Linked DNA regions of Homo sapiens: region 2 is linked to region 1. A link is a loop called in an ENCODE intact Hi-C map of the cell type or tissue named here. Cell type or tissue: CD4-positive, alpha-beta T cell. All regions are shown on one strand. Links, peaks and the distances in the headings refer to the core of each region. The heading gives the core; the rest is flanking DNA.

Region 1 (8,341 bases), core at 302-8,301:
GTGTAAAAACTAGACTTGGGTCACCCAAGTTCACCCTGAAAGTTGGTAAGAAAGTGAATATTAGGATTGGGTCTCCTGGCTCTCAGTCCCATGTGATCTTCAGTGCTAATACCCTCTACATTGTTTCCACTGAAGACTCATTTCTTCTACCAGAATTATGAGATGGGAAAAGCTTCCTTCTCAGTCTCATTTTTAAGAAAAGCTATTTACTATAGGAGTTTCTCATGCGTTAAGAGTGTCATGTACTGGAATGAACACTTACTGAATACAACTTTGGGGTCTGCCTTTTACCAGTTGAATGACCTTGGGCAAGTTACTTCACCTCTCTGAACTATGGTTTCCCCATGTATACAATGAAGGAATTAGACTCGTACTTAAAAATCACTTCTTGCTCTAACAGTCCAGGAGGAATAGTCTATCATTAGATAAGGAAATTCTTGCCATTGAGGTAGAATTCCTTATATGAAAGAAGATGTGTGTCAGGGGAGCCCCAGGGTCCCCTCATAAGTTAAATCATAGAGCTCAGGCTTTAGAACATAGCAGAAAGAAGGAACAGTGACAAATCAATATATTCATTCCATAGTCATCAAATGTTCACTGAGCACCTGCTAGGAGCCTTTGGGTGTTGGGACCAAGAAGATGAACAAGGAGCTCTCAGGTTTGTGAGAGATAGAGACATGCAACTAAAAAATTGTAGTTGACCGTGATAAATACAAAAAGCAATATACAAGGTAAAGTTAAGGTGAAAAGGTGGGAGGAATCAGTTCTGCCTTGGGAAATGGGGGTGAAGAGACAGATTAGAGTGGGGCAGGGGAAGTTTTGCAGAGGAGATGAGGTAAGTTGGTATCTGTACAGAATGTGATGTGGAATGTGGTAAGTGAATTTTAAAAGAATAAAGTATTTTGAACTGGGTGTGGGATCATACCTGTAATCCCAACAATTTGGGAGGCTGAGGAGGGTGTATTGTTTGAGCCCAAGAGTTTGAGACCAGCCTGAGCAACATGGTGAAACCCCCATCTCTACAAAATATACAAAAAAATTAGCCAAATATGGTGGCACGCACCATAGTCCCAAGTACTCGGGAGGCTGAGATGGGGGGACCACTTGAGCCCAGGAAATTGCAGTGAGCTGTGATTGTGCCACTGCACTCCAGCCTGGGAGACAGAGAGGGACCCTGTCTTAAAAACAACTCAAAAAAAAAAAGGATAAAGTATTTTGAGATAGGAAAAGGGGAGACTTGATTATTAAAATAGAATTGGGAGGCCAAAATGGGCGGATCACGAGGTCAGGAGATTGAGACCATCCTGGCTAACATGGTGAAACCCCATCTCTACTAAAAATACAAAAAAAATTAGCCGGGCGGGGTGGTGGGCACCTGTAGTCCCAGCTACACGGGAGGCTGAGGGAGGAGAATGGCATGAACCTGGCAAGTGGAGCTTGCAGTGAGCCGAGATCGCACCACTGTACTCCAGCCTGGGCGACAGAGTGAGACCTGTCTCAAAAAAAAAAAAAAAAAGATTTGGGATTGTGTGTGAATACTAAGTTTAATTAATCATTACAGGTAACTTAAAACAATGCAATTGGGTTCTTCTTGGTTAATGAAAAGGAATTGACTGACATGACTGGCTTATACAAGCCTAGATTTACTGAAAATCTTGATTTCAACTATTCTCATCAGACCACATCTCCCGATTTTACTTTAATCACACTTATATATGATCATGAGAAATGGTTAACTTGGCACCAATGATGGAAAAATAGGCATGAGCTTAAATAGTTTAAGAGATATTTAGATTAGATATTTGTACATATTTTCAACATTTATCAAGCATTACAATAAAAAGCCATGGTCTTTATTTTCAGGAAACTTTAAGAAGATATCAAAAGATGTTGAAAAGAACATTCTGATCCAAAAGGTAGAAACACAAAGAGTCATTGAATGTCAGAACAGGAAAAGACCTTACACACTGTTTAGTCTGTTTCTCTCATTTTACAGATTTGTAAACTGAGATCCAGAAAGACACAATCATATGCCAAAGTCATACTGTAATGTGGAGTCTTTGGACTCAAATATAAGACTTCAGAATTTTAGATATTTAATTTTTAATAAGTTGATAAAGAACATATGATAGTCTCTACCATCTTTATGTTTCCAAGGCGTTGTCTATAATTCATCCCAGGTTCTTTGAATTTAATTTTGTCTGGGAGCATGGTCCTACATGATGGACTAGTCCCAGCCTAAAAAATTTTCCAGTGTTATTAGGGAGAAAAGACCAAGTTCCATGAAACACAGGACAACATTAGATGCTTTCACTGCCAAAGAAAAATCTGCTATTGGAAGTCAGAGAAGGGAGGGATTGGTATAGCCCAGAGTTGTTCAGGAATAAAGGATTTGGGTTTCATCTTTAATGATGACTAGAGGGAAGGGTGGCCATGTTGGAGAGCAATGGTGGGGATAGCAAGGGCTGAGGAAAAACAGCAGGAATGAGCCCACAGTGTCTGGAGTTGTGGAGAAACTTGGTTAAGGGGAACTGGGTTTAGAGGAGAGAGCAGGAGAATCCCCCAGAATTCTCTTCCAGTTCAGTAACTCAGATCTTCTCTATCCATCATTTTATCAAGCAGGAAGGTGGAGCCAGAAGGAGGCACATCCTTTATCCACAGCTACAACCAGTAATCCCCTCAGGCAGTGCTTCTTCCAGGAGGAAGGTGTTGGGGTAATCTGTCCTGCAATTAAGCTGCTGTAGTGCTTGAGGAAGAACAATGCCACCAGAGAAATTCCAAGGGAGTTCCAGCCCTCACCTGCCTGAGCTCACTTCCTTCATGTGACATGTATATACAGATATAAATAATGGGAAGCCTTTCAACTTGAAACAGGCTCCTAGGAGACCAGAAGCAGCAGCCTTTCCTGAGCTCAGGTAAGAGATCTTACCCTCTACTGACACTGCTCACGTTGTTGTGAGGATCACCTACTTCTCCTAATCATTTACCCAGGTATGTTCAAGGTCACATCTAAAGGACCCTTTTCCACGAGGACAAAATCTCTTTGAGGACAAATAATCATCATGTTTATCTTTGTACTTCAGTACCTAGCACAACATTCAAGACAGCGGGTGCTCATTAAATGCTCATCAAATTGTTAGTTCAGGACAACTAACATCAATCTCTACTTAAAATGAATTGATCACTTGCTCTGTGCTAAGTGTATAAATCATAGATTATTGTATTTAAATAATCGATTTAAAATCAAAACAATTTCTGGGTTAAGTTTAATTATCACCATTTTGGGGTTAAGAAAATTAAACTCAGAGGTGAGTTGACTTGTCCAAGGTCACATAGAGGTAGGGTGGCCAACTCATTCCAGTTTACCTGTGGTTTTTCCAGTTTTAAAACTGAAATTTTCGTATTTCAGGAACCATTCCCTGCCCCCCAACCTCAGTGCTGGGTAAACTGGAATGACCCACATCAATGGAAACTAGTAAAGCGAGGATTTATTTGGACCCAGTTCTCTTGTCTCCAAACCCAGAGTCCTCTTTGATTCTTTTGGGTTTGGTTTGCTTTTTTCCTTTTCCTACATTTGACAGTATCTCGAGTGGTCACAAATGTAAAAAATGTCTAGCATATTGCCTGGCATATAGGAAAAATTCAGTAAGTGATAATGATTATCAGTGCTGTGCCAAGCTATGGAGCCAGCCATATATATATGGATGTGTGCATATATATATATGATGTGTGTGTATATATATATGTCTTTATAAATTTTATGTATTTATTTCTTTCAAAAATATTAAAGTATTTGAGAAAATTGAAAAATTAAAAAGTAGGTTTATTACGACTCATGACTTTAAGTTTAAATATTTTATTTCTGCCCCAAACAAAATTTATTATAATTTTACTGTCCTGGTTTTAAGGGAAGGAAACTCATCAATAATATTTTCATCATATGCTTTTGAGAAACAAAGTTAACCATTAAGAATGAAACATGAAAACATGTGAATAGTGGTACAAATTTTTCCTTTTGCTTCAATATGGCTCAGCATGGCACTGTCGAATTTTGTCTTTATATAAAATTTTGATATTTTGTTTGTCATAAGCTTTTTAATTCATTTTGATATTGCACTAAAATATTTTTATCTTGATGACTGAGGTTTTTTAGTGCTCCCTTAAATTTTGCACCTAAAATGAGTGCCTCAATTGTTTTACCCTAACCTCAGCCCATTATTATTTTATCTTAAAACTCAGCAAACACCCTAACCTGCTCTCTTACTGAGGAGGCTCGCCCAAGAATAAATGAGTTCCGTCATTGCCTTTCTTCTCTGACTTTTGGGACCATTTGCTTGGTCTAGGACCTGAGTTGCAGGTCCAGGAAAGCGTGTACTCTCGAATCCACCCAGGAGTGCCTGACTACAGTCCTCCTGCAGAGGGCGCTGTGGAGTCCCAGACACGAGTGTTAGGTGGAATCGGGCTGATTGCCCATCACGTCTTGCCTTTCCCTGGCAGTAGGCTTGTTATGAAATCATTGACTTTCTATTTGCCTCTGGGGCTTAAGCGAATCTGTTACCCTCAAATAACCTATCTGATCTCAGACAAATGCCAAACAGAGCTCAGTTTCTCTGCCCTGTGGGTGGCCATAAAATCCAGACAATTTCCCCCTAGGTGTTTTCGATGGCGCAGCCACAGCTTCTGTGAGATTCGATTTCTCCCCAGTTCCCCTGTGGGTCTGAGGGGACCAGAAGGGTGAGCTACGTTGGCTTTCTGGAAGGGGAGGCTATATGCGTCAATTCCCCAAAACAAGTTTTGACATTTCCCCTGAAATGTCATTCTCTATCTATTCACTGCAAGTGCCTGCTGTTCCAGGCCTTACCTGCTGGGCACTAACGGCGGAGCCAGGATGGGGACAGAATAAAGGAGCCACGACCTGTGCCACCAACTCGCACTCAGACTCTGAACTCAGACCTGAAATCTTCTCTTCACGGGAGGCTTGGCAGTTTTTCTTAGTAAGTTGCGTGGATGGGCCACACTGTCTGAGGCCAGATAAGGCTGTTCTCTTCCCCTGACCCCCCACCCCTCACCCCGTGGACACTTGGAGGAGGGGAAACTCAGTAAGTCATGCTCTCTTCTTTGAATTCCTAGCTCCTGTGGTCTCCAGATTTCAGGCCTAAGATGAAAGCCTCTAGTCTTGCCTTCAGCCTTCTCTCTGCTGCGTTTTATCTCCTATGGACTCCTTCCACTGGACTGAAGACACTCAATTTGGGAAGCTGTGTGATCGCCACAAACCTTCAGGAAATACGAAATGGATTTTCTGAGATACGGGGCAGTGTGGTACGTAAGCGGGTATCTACCTCTCCTGAAAGCCTTTTCTCTTCCTTCCTTGTCCGTTTCTCTTTCCTGGCAGTACTGGCAGTGTAATCATAAAAAGAGGCAGGCTGGGGATTCCTTACCCGGGGGATGTATTCCAAAGAAATAACTGTAGTTCAAATATTTAAAATGTTTTGGGAAAGGACACCTCCCACTAGTTCTTGGCAGGGAGTGGATGAGAAGTCTTGATATTGAAGACCCTGGCAGCAGGCACTGACTCATCCTTGCTTGTTTTGTCTTCTTCTGTTTAGCAAGCCAAAGATGGAAACATTGACATCAGAATCTTAAGGAGGACTGAGTCTTTGCAAGACACAAAGGTATGTGCTTGGCCCAGACAAACTCTGGGAGGAGGAGTGGAGTGGGAGCATCTCCATCACCCTGGTCTTGTCTCTGCTCTCCCCTTTCCCCTCACCAATATACCTGTGGTTTTTTGCAGCCTGCGAATCGATGCTGCCTCCTGCGCCATTTGCTAAGACTCTATCTGGACAGGGTATTTAAAAACTACCAGACCCCTGACCATTATACTCTCCGGAAGATCAGCAGCCTCGCCAATTCCTTTCTTACCATCAAGAAGGACCTCCGGCTCTGTGTGAGTGTGGGTCTTGGGTGACAGGATGCATCTCAGCACACAGCTTCAATGGCTTAGCAACTAAACTCTCTTTCCTACCTCCATTTAATGGATGGAGAAACTGAGTCCAAAAGTTCTAATAATCTGTGTTGAGACATGTGACTAGGTAATAAGAACTCAGTTTTATTGACTTTTCGGTATATGCTCTAGGCAAAAAGTACTTTGCAAAGTCTAAAGAACTATAAGATGCTAACTATTTGATATTAATGATAACTCTGTTGTCTTTGAAATTATACTTTTTCTGTAGGTGAGGTATCCTACAGTATATTAGTGCGTCCTCTGTCTAGGCAGTCAATTAGTAGACCATTGAGCTTGACCTCAGAATATAGTCTGAATAGGACCTAGGAATTCAATTCTTTTTTTTTTTTTTCTCATGGGGGCTCAAAGAGCTCTGGGATAGAGCTCCTAGACTACAGCTGGGGGTTGTGGGGAGGCCAGATGGGGTACGGGGATGGCAAATGCCTTCAGTACTGCCTGCCTATTTCTAAAAAAGAAGTGATGAGTTCCATGTTTGAGCCTAAAAGGTGGCTTCCTCTCCTAGCTGATGATGAACTTAGTGATTCCAAATGTGAGGTCTGAAAGAGCTTTTCTATAGGAATAAGCATCCTCAGGGTTGTGGGTGAAAGAGTAGAGTTTCTGCCTGCTTCATGTCAATGGCAAAAAATCAGAATCTGTAATATAATCTATTATTCTTTGGGTCCTTTTCAGCATGCCCACATGACATGCCATTGTGGGGAGGAAGCAATGAAGAAATACAGCCAGATTCTGAGTCACTTTGAAAAGGTATATGCGACTTTGGCATTGATTGGGATGGGTGTGTTTTAAGAACTGAGATCATAGGTAGGTGGGATGGTTATTCACTGTTAGACATCCTGTAGCCTTCAGGTTCATAGCCCTCTGAAATCATGAGGACCAGCCCTTGCTTTAACCCAGGGGACACCCATCCAGGCTCTAGAGGAGTACCCTCTCTGGGTGATGCTCTGGAAATGGAAAGGGAATGGCCATGATTCCATCAAGTCACTACAGTGACATCTGGATCTTTTAGCTGCACAAACCAGAGGCAATAGTTTTACAATGTTCACACACTTCTATGTACCTTTGAAAACACTCACAATTTCACACACACACCCATGCCATTCAATTTCTCACCTTCACACCTTCTCATGTCTGCCAGGAAGGCCTGGATTTCACTCCTCACTGACTAAATCCTACTCATCCTTTAAAGACTCAGCCTGGGCATCACTTTCAGGAAGGTGCTGGCTCCTTCTCTCAGAGTTAGATGCCTCCCACATCATCTTGTAGGAATTTCATCCCTTTATTCACCACACTACATTTTAGTTGCCTGTTTTTGCCAGTCTCCTCACTCAACTGTGGATAGGGATTGTGCCATTCACCTTTTCATCCCTAACCATCAGCTAGGTGATTGGCACAATCAATATCTGTTCAACTGATGTGTGCACCGTAGGCAACCCCTACACACACACACAGGCACGTGCACACACACACACACACACGTTTCTTAAAGAAAATAGCTTGATTATTTTGATCTCTGTGATTCAAGAGTCTTAAGTAGCAGTTTTACTTCTGCTACCCCCTTGCACCTCAGTTTCTGTACATAAGACCAGGGTGATGAACTCAATGATTTCCCTTCCTTGTGTGATATCTTGAGATTCTATAACTTCTTTAAGTGCTTCATCTTGAAAAGAATGCTCTGCTTACAATTGTCAGCAGACCTATCCATAAAAGAGATAGGTCCTGGAGCAAATGCTGTCTCATGAATTGCTAACCACATGGGTGTGTGTCTCTTTCAGCTGGAACCTCAGGCAGCAGTTGTGAAGGCTTTGGGGGAACTAGACATTCTTCTGCAATGGATGGAGGAGACAGAATAGGAGGAAAGTGATGCTGCTGCTAAGAATATTCGAGGTCAAGAGCTCCAGTCTTCAATACCTGCAGAGGAGGCATGACCCCAAACCACCATCTCTTTACTGTACTAGTCTTGTGCTGGTCACAGTGTATCTTATTTATGCATTACTTGCTTCCTTGCATGATTGTCTTTATGCATCCCCAATCTTAATTGAGACCATACTTGTATAAGATTTTTGTAATATCTTTCTGCTATTGGATATATTTATTAGTTAATATATTTATTTATTTTTTGCTATTTAATGTATTTATTTTTTTACTTGGACATGAAACTTTAAAAAAATTCACAGATTATATTTATAACCTGACTAGAGCAGGTGATGTATTTTTATACAGTAAAAAAAAAAAACCTTGTAAATTCTAGAAGAGTGGCTAGGGGGGTTATTCATTTGTATTCAACTAAGGACATATTTACTCATGCTGATGCTCTGTGAG
Region 2 (8,341 bases), core at 243-8,242, 56 kb before region 1:
CCAGGGATCAAACAGAGATGCAAGAGAGCAAGGCTTCAAGGAAACTCACCTCAGCCTGTTTCCTCAACTGCTTTCCGCACCTTTGTTTGCGGGTGGAAGAATAGAAAATGGGCTTGAATTTTTCAATCTAAAATTCTCTGTTCAAACCTGAAATTCTCTTACCTTATAGGAAGAGCAGCTGTATCTTTCAAGGATAGAATGGGTGCTAACTGCATGGGTGAAATTATCTGAATCCCAGAGAAATGCTCTTTAGAAGAATCCACCAGACTCCTTCCTTTCTAAATCATACCCTTCTTTGAAGTTCCTTTCAATCCTTGGATCCTCTGTGGACACTGTTCTGATCATTCAAGCACTAAATGATCACCTGCTACCTGCTGTCTGCATACCTGGCTCTGCTTCTAGAGTACACACCTGTATCGGCACAATTTATTTAGCTATTAGTCATGTATGTGTTTCTGATAGCTCTCAGTTAGCTGCCTGGGATGGTTATTTACCTTTTTGTGCTAGTTTTACCTTCTCAATGGGACTTTGAGCAAATTAAGAGTGAAAACACATCTGTACTGATCCGTTTACATGTCCAATAAATAGATTTTAGTGCCAACTTGTGCAGCCATTGCTCTAGGTCTTGATACAGATATATACCAGGTGGTAGAGGCTATAAAGACAAAGCAGGCTAAGGGGAGTTAAGTGATAGATTCAGGAAAATCATTGAGCTGAAAAATGAATAATAACCTCATTCACTTTTTTCTGTTTATCAAAGAATGCCATATGCTAGATGCTAAAACAATTTACATCTGTGTGACTAGAGCAAGCCATTATAAAAAGGAAACAATCCAAATGGAAGAAATATTTTATCAGGCTGGAAAACACAGTTATTGAATTAAACTCCAAAATGGAAGCCATAGCTTACAAATGGACACTGCAGAAAACTGAATTAATGAGTAAAAGGCAAACTGAAGATAAATTTCCTAGAACACAAAAGCAAAAGATAAAGAAATGAAAATGAAAGAATAGAGTAAACGTGAAATACAGATATCAAAGAGCTAACCTACACATAACAGGAGTTCCTAAAGATAATGAACAGATTCTTTTGGAGCAGAAGCCATATGTAGAAAATATAATGGCTTTAAGTAAAATCTTATTTTAAAAACTGAATGCGCTTACTGTATTCATCAGGAGTCTGGATCGTGTCAGGCTCAGTTCAAACCAGCTTAAACAAAAAAGGAATTTTGCTGGCTCACTTAATGAAGTCCAAGGGTTCACTAGGAATCCATCCCTGCTGCTCTTGCTTTTTTCTGGGTTGCCATCATTCTTGGGAGGGTTGTTCCTGTAGGGTGACATTCAGTATCTCCAGACTCACATTCTCCCAGTTTACCAATCCCAGTGGAAAAGAGAGTTCTAATACATGTACCATTAACCTTGGGTTAATCCTCGTTGATTTTGATTGGCTTGGCTTGGGTCATGTACTCACCCTTGAATCAATCTATGCAATTGAGAAGCGTTGTTGCCTTAATTTCACCGGCAGCACACACCCACTCCTGGGATGAGAGGATGGGTCAGCTTTACCTAGAGTCATATGGACTGCAAATAAGGGAAATATCATTTCCCAGAGGAAAATGGGGTTGCTACTTTCAGAAGAAAGGGGGATGAATGCTAGGTAGGCTAAATAACATCACATTGGCAGATAGAAAAGAGCTACTACTCTGAAATATATTCAGGTAGAACTTTTACATCTAAAATACTACAAAAACTCAATAAATAAATAGGCAGGGAGAAAACAAGTCAAGCATTTTTCAGATTTATTTTCCATAACTCTAAATGTGAGAAGACAATGAAACAAAGTATTTTAATCTGTGAAGGAAAGAAGTTGTGTGACCTGAGAATTCTATGCCTAGGTAAATTGTCACTCATAACGTATGCACTCGGAAAATACAATTCCCGGAACTCTCCCTGAGCAAGCCAGTAAAAAATGTATCACAATAAGGATAAATTAGAGTTGGTACAAATTATCACCCAGTCCTATCATTCTACCTCTGAAATATATTACGATTTGGTCCCCTTTCCACTATCAATCTGGTATCGTGTTAGTCCAAGTCAATATCATATTTTATCCGGACCACTGTCACAGCCTATTAAGTTGCCTGTCTCTTCCACTCTCAACCCTTCTAAGCCATTTTGTACATGTCATCCAATGGTCTAGTAAACCAGATCATGTCACTTCCTTGCTTAAAATAATTTTAAAGCTTCTTATGGGTATTAGTTCGTTCTCCCACTGCTATAAAAACATACCCAAGACTGGGTAATTTATAAAGGAAAGAGGTTTAATGGACTCACAGTCCTGCAGGGCTGGGGAGGCCTCAGGAAACTTACAATCATGGCATAAGTGGAAGCAAACATGTCCTTCTTCATATGGTGGCAGGAAGAAGTGCTGAGCAAAGAGGGAAAAGCCCCTTACAAAACCAGCAGATCTCATGAGAACTCACCCACTATTACGAGAACAGCAGCATGGGGGTAACTGCTCCCATAATTGAATTACCTCCCACCAGGTCCCTCCCATGACATGTGGGAATTATGGGAACTACAATTCAAGATGAGATTTGGGTGGAGATACAGCCAAACCATATCCTATGGCATGTAGAGTCAACTCAAGTTCCTTACTATGACCTTCAAGACCTTGCCTGATTCCACCTCTGCAGTTATTCCCAGCCCAGCCACACTATCCTCTACTCACCATGCTATAGTCATATAGCCACTGATCAGTTCTTGCTGTGCACATGCTAAGCTCCTTCTTCTCTCAGGGCCTTCACTCATGCTGTTCCCTCAACCTGGAACTCTCTCCCCTCAACCCTTTCTTTTCCTGGCTCCTTCTTTCTCATTACATCTCAGCTTACTTATATCACCTCTTCAGATGTTCTCTGGTCTCAAAATCTGAAAATAAGTTTCCTTTGTTTTTTTGGCACCCTTATTTCAGACCACTAATCACAAATTGTAGCTATATATTTATGTGTTTAGTTGTGTTACATTTGTCTTCTCTTAGAGTATGAACCCCACAAAAGCAGGGACCATGTTTATTTTATTTGTCACTGAATTCCCAGGTCTTAGCACTGTGTATGACAAAGAAATGGTGTGCAATTTATATTTGTAGGAGGAAGGCAAAAAGAAACATTGAAATGGTGTAACTATATATAGAAGCAAATATATAGAAAGAAGTTATGGGAATTGATTTAACTATAATTTCTAAGGTGATGGTAAACTTTTTTTCTATTAAAGAGATGAACTATGATGTTAAAAAATGGAGCAGAAAGCATATTTAAAACAGTAAATAAACACATTCATTATATAGTGCTTTTGGTTCCTAATTTGGTGCCATAAAAATTGATATAGGCCAGGTGTGGCAGCTCATGCCTGTAATCCCAACACTTTGGGAGGCTGAGGCAGGCAGATCACTTGAGGCCAGGAGTTCAAGACCAGCCTGGCCAACATGGCGAAACCCTGTCTCTACTAAAAATACAAAAATTAGCCAGGTGTGGTGATATATGCCTGTAATCCCAGCTACTCTGGTGGCTGAGGCACGAAAATCACTTGAACCCTGAAGGCGGAGTTGCGGTGAGCCAAGATTGCACTACTGCACTCCAGCCTGAGAAACAGAGCGAGACTCCATCTAAACAAAAATAAACAACAACAAAAAACAAACCATACCAAACAAAAGATATTGACTGATGTGATGTGAAGCTCTGAGAGTAGAATTAACCGTGCATGTAGAGTGACTGTGGCCTTGAAGGAAGGATAGAATTCAGAAAATTAGGGAGAGGTATGAAGGGAATTGTGTGTGTGCGTGTGTGTGTGTGTGTGTGTGTGTGCCCATGTGCACGCATGGTGGGGTGAGGTAGGAAAAAACTAGGTGAGCAGAGATCTGGCACTGAGACAGAGTAAATGGAGTGAGGTGGGAGGGTGAGGAGCCCCTAAGACTTCCAGGTACAAGAAAACTCGCGGTAGGTTAAACTCACAGAGGGTAGTGTAGAAAGTGTTGCCATGAGGACAAAGCATCCACCTTAGAGGGGCTTGTTGCTATGTATGTGTGCCTGCAGTTGACACAAGTCTTAGCAGGAGTCCTAAGAAAAGGCTCCCAGCCCATTTGGTCTGTGGACAATAAGGACCCCTTGTGGTGCAACAAAGAAGGTGAGAGACAGATGTAGTGAAGAGGCTGCAGGGGCTAGAGATGCTGGCCAGGAAAGGACAGCCTGGGTGGGACATCATGAGTGAAGAGGGTGCATGAGGATTCTGTATGACAGAGAAGGAAGGCAGAAGGTTCTGGAAACAAACTTGTACTACTCCCCATGAACTCAAAAGCAGGTCTTGTTTAGGGAGAGAGAGCAAAGCTGCTCTCTGTTCTTGGCAAACAGTCTTTGTATATGTTGATCATGATGTCCCTCAAAGCAGCCCCCATGGGTGTTGCCCCCACTGCTTCACCTAGGAGCTGTGAAGAGTGGTAGATACAGCATTCCTAGGCAGCAGACCTGGGCTGGAATACCTGTCTCTGCTATTTGCTATCTGTGTAAACCCAAGCTGGTTCATTATCTTAAGACTGCTCTCATCTGAAAGGAAGGGATAATAATGCATGATTTCCACATACCTATGTGAGATCTCCACATGTGATAGGCTTTTTAGTCTGTACTGTTAGTTGTACTTGGTGTGGGGTGGGTGGGCATGAACTTCAGAAGATGCTGTCTGTGGGCCTGACCTCCACTGGCTTTTCCTGCAGGTCTTCACTTTAGCTCAGCTTCAAGGGAAGACTCTGTTGGCCAACTGGGTAGAATATTTCTCTGCCCAGCCCACAGTTCTGGTAGGGACTTCAAAAGATGATTTTATACTGCACCATTGTAGACTGAAAAAGTACCATACCAACCTCTGGGCATCTAACTAGTTTTAGGAAAACCACCAGAAAAGGTGAATCTGCCCTCTTGATCTACTGTAAGTAGCATGTAAAGTATAAGGCGGGTTGTGCAATTGGCACTAGATGGCACTGTAGCAGCCTGGGTGCATTAGATGAGACCTGCTTCAAACAAGAAATATAGTAGCTGGGAGGTGGGGTTGGGCCCAGGATAATGATAAGGACAAATTTCCATTAAATGACTTGCAAGATACTGTCCTTCATTTATAATGAGTCTGACAGGAACTTCCCCAGATTCATCAGTAGATTGCATGTTGCAGCTCAGCAATCACCACCAGGTGTGGAATCAACCATCCCAACCACGTTTGTGAAAAACCTTATAACAACTTCACTTGGGGCAGTTTCCTTCAAGGGAATGAATTCTCCTTCTCAAGACCCATCCCAACCTCTCTTTATTGCCACTTGCCTCACCATTAGGGTCGGATCTCACCCTTCTTTGGGGGTTGGAGGGCATGGACAAAGTCCGACTCAGAATAGTTTATACACTAAAAGAAGTGCAAGACTTTACTAATAAATACTGGCAGAATCTTGGGAAATATGTGTGAGAATAGATTCTAAGGGTGTTAGACCAAGGAGGATAGACTATAGCACTGGATTGGATTGAATTTATTGGGGGTATTTATGAGACATTCTGGGTTTAGTGAGCTAGCTCTTGTAACTGGAAGTGGCTCTAAAATTTCTTGGTTGGCTGACTAAACCTTGGACTCAATGGTGGCATATGTTCAATAAGGCTGGAATGCCAGAACTTCCCTGACACAATGTAGAGGAAGGCATCCAAGACTTAAGGAGGAAGGAATGATGGAGTGACTTTATCACATGAAATCTCTACATCTACCAGCCTCACATCCATCCCCCAGAATGCCTAGAGGACAATCCTTTCATAAAGACATTAAGAAACACATTGACGAAGGTAGCACTTGCATCTCTGAAAAGCTCTGTGGTGGCTGTCTTCTATAAGCCAGGTATGATGGTGAAAGACACCTCCATTGAGTTGAATCTCTGATTTTAATAGAAATGATGAGACTCCCATATAGCAGAGGCCAAATGCTATAATTTAACCATTAGAGACAAGGGGACTGCAAATACTGACATAGTTTGGATGCCTGTCCCCTCCAAATCTCATGCTGAAATGTGATCCCCAATGCTGGAGTTGGAGGTGGGGCCTACTGGGAAGTGTTTGGGTCAGGGGGACAGATCCTTCATGAATGGCTTGGTGCCCTCCTCAGAGTAACGAGTGAGTTCTCACTCTATTTGTTCACCTGAGAGCTAGTTGTTTAAAAGAGCATGGCATCTCTCTTGCTTCCTATCTCACCATGTAACATGCCCCCTTTGCTTTCCACCATGATTGGATTCTTCCTGGATCCCTCACCAGAAGCAGATGCCAGTGCAATGCTTCTTGCACAGTCTGCAGAACTGCGAGCCAAAATAAACCTCTTTTCTTTATAAAGTATCCAGCCTCAGGTATTCCTGTATAGAAATGCAAAATAGACTAAGATAAATACCATAAAAAACAGAAAGGGCATAGTGATAATCAAACTGTTTTGAAACCTAGAGATTTTTAGTGAGGCGAATTGATCATGGTGCATCTAGGAATGAAAAAGATGGCCAGCTACTAAAATGTCATCTGAACTATATAAAAAGTTTGGTGACCCCCACCTCTACTAAAAATACAAAAAAATTAGCCAGGTGTGGTGGCAGGAAACTGTAGTCCCAGCTACTCAGGAGGCTGAGGCGGGAGAATGGCGAGAACCCAGGAGGTGGAGCTTGTAGTGAGCCGAGATCTCGCCACTGCACTCCAGCCTGGGTGACAGAGCAAGACTCCGTCTCAAAAAAAAAAAAAAAAAAAAAGTTTGGTGACCAAAAACTTGAGCTGCCTTTCATTCTATTTCCAGACCTAGGCCAGTTCCAGACTTAGAATCTCTTGATTGAAGGTGGACAAATGACGCATCCTGTGGATTTCAGTTAATATCTTTCTCCAGCTATTCTTGTGCTTGCTCAATGGCCCTGAGCATAAAGTGGCCATAATGTCAGGGATGAGGACTATGCATGGATTTAACAACATGGACTTACCCTAGTCAAGGCTTTTTTGAATACCAACACTGCTGAATTCCTAGCTTGCCAACTAAAGTAAGCCTCTGTTATGGTACAACTCCCTAAAAGTCCCAGCCAGCCCCCAGGGGCAGATTGATTACAGTGCAACCCTTCCATCATGGAGGGAAGGAAAAATGTTTCCTTAGTGCAGGAGATATGAATTCTGAGTGCAGATTTGCTTTCCTGTCCAAAAATCTTCTGGCAGCTGTGACTACAAAATATGGTGTACTGCATACAACATTTCTTCTGATCAAGAAAGTAATTTCAAAAGAACTGCAGCAATGGGTTTATGCCCATGGAATTAACTGGTACAACCACATATGCTAATCCCCAGAAGCAGATGGCTTAATAGAAAGATTTGATGGTCTACTGAAGATTCAGTTATGGTACCAGTTGGGAGATTACAGTCTGAAGGGATGGGGTTCTACATTACAGGATGTAGATTATACTTTGAATCACAGAACCAACTATATGGTTCCATATTTCCTGTAGCCAGACTACACAGGTCTGCGAATCAGGGGTGGAAGAGGGACTAGCTCTTCACACTCTCACATCTCATAGCCTACTCACAGAATTTTTGCTTTTCATCCCTGTGCCTTTGAACTCTGTTGGTTTGGAGTCTTGGTTCCTAAGGAACAAATGTCTCTACCAGGAAATACATCAATGTCCCATTGGTTTGGAAGATGAGACTACCATTTGGCCATTTGGGGATCCTCATGATGCCAAACCAACAGGCTAAGAAGAAGGTTACTCTATGACTGGGGCGACTGATTACCAAAGTGAAATTGGATTGCTGCCACTCCATGGGCCCAAAGAGGACAATATCTGGAACCCAGTGGGATTTTCTGGGGTGCCTTTTAGGATTTTCATGTCCAATAGTAAAAGTTAATGGAAGATGACCACTTCCCCAGCCCCTGGCTAAAGGCATAACCACTGATGATTCAGACCCTTCAGGCCAGATGGATTACCCCACCACATAAAAAACCCCAACCGTGTGAGGTGCTGGATGAAGGCAAAGGAAACATAAAATAGGCAGTGGAAGAAGGAAGTTATAAATATAATTATGGCCTCATGACTAGTTAGTTGCTTACTGTGTGTATTTGTATATATTAATTATTTTATTCTTTCTTCTTATTCATATCATTTTATACAGGTTTTGTTGGAAGTTAACTTTGCAATTTGGTTTTTAGAAAACATATTCAGATGGGACTGTGACTGAATTTGAGAAGTAATTCAAACGGATACAATGACTTGAGACTTTATAATCCTGAATTTGGGGAGAAGGTGATGCTCGCCTGT

The links. Peaks named below come from ENCODE experiments on the same cell type or tissue, not always from the same donor. Only the 100,000 strongest peaks of a DNase experiment are listed, where the experiment ranks them.
Region 2: a loop joins it to region 1, with 2.2 times the contacts of the local background. A loop is called at or near these places in 5 of 110 quality-filtered maps.

Annotation. Positions count from the first base shown.
Region 1 is chr1:206,860,693-206,869,033 of GRCh38, forward strand. It overlaps IL20 (interleukin 20), which reads left to right and starts at 4,931. Exons shown (of 6, transcript NM_018724.4): 1 at 4,931-4,994; 2 at 5,131-5,319; 3 at 5,607-5,672; 4 at 5,792-5,944; 5 at 6,692-6,766; 6 at 7,795-8,341. The coding sequence starts at 5,161. The coding sequence ends at 7,872. In CD4-positive, alpha-beta T cell, for the core only: CTCF peaks have their summits at 4,426 (motif pointing right) and 4,632; a DNase peak (open chromatin) is centred at 4,429.
Region 2 is chr1:206,804,666-206,813,006 of GRCh38, forward strand. The region is part of intron 2 of IL19 (interleukin 19); the gene reads left to right. Among named protein-coding and RNA genes, the nearest start is that of IL10, 36 kb to the left of the region's middle. In CD4-positive, alpha-beta T cell, for the core only: CTCF peaks have their summits at 4,173, 5,025 (motif pointing right) and 5,230; DNase peaks (open chromatin) are centred at 4,136 and 5,016.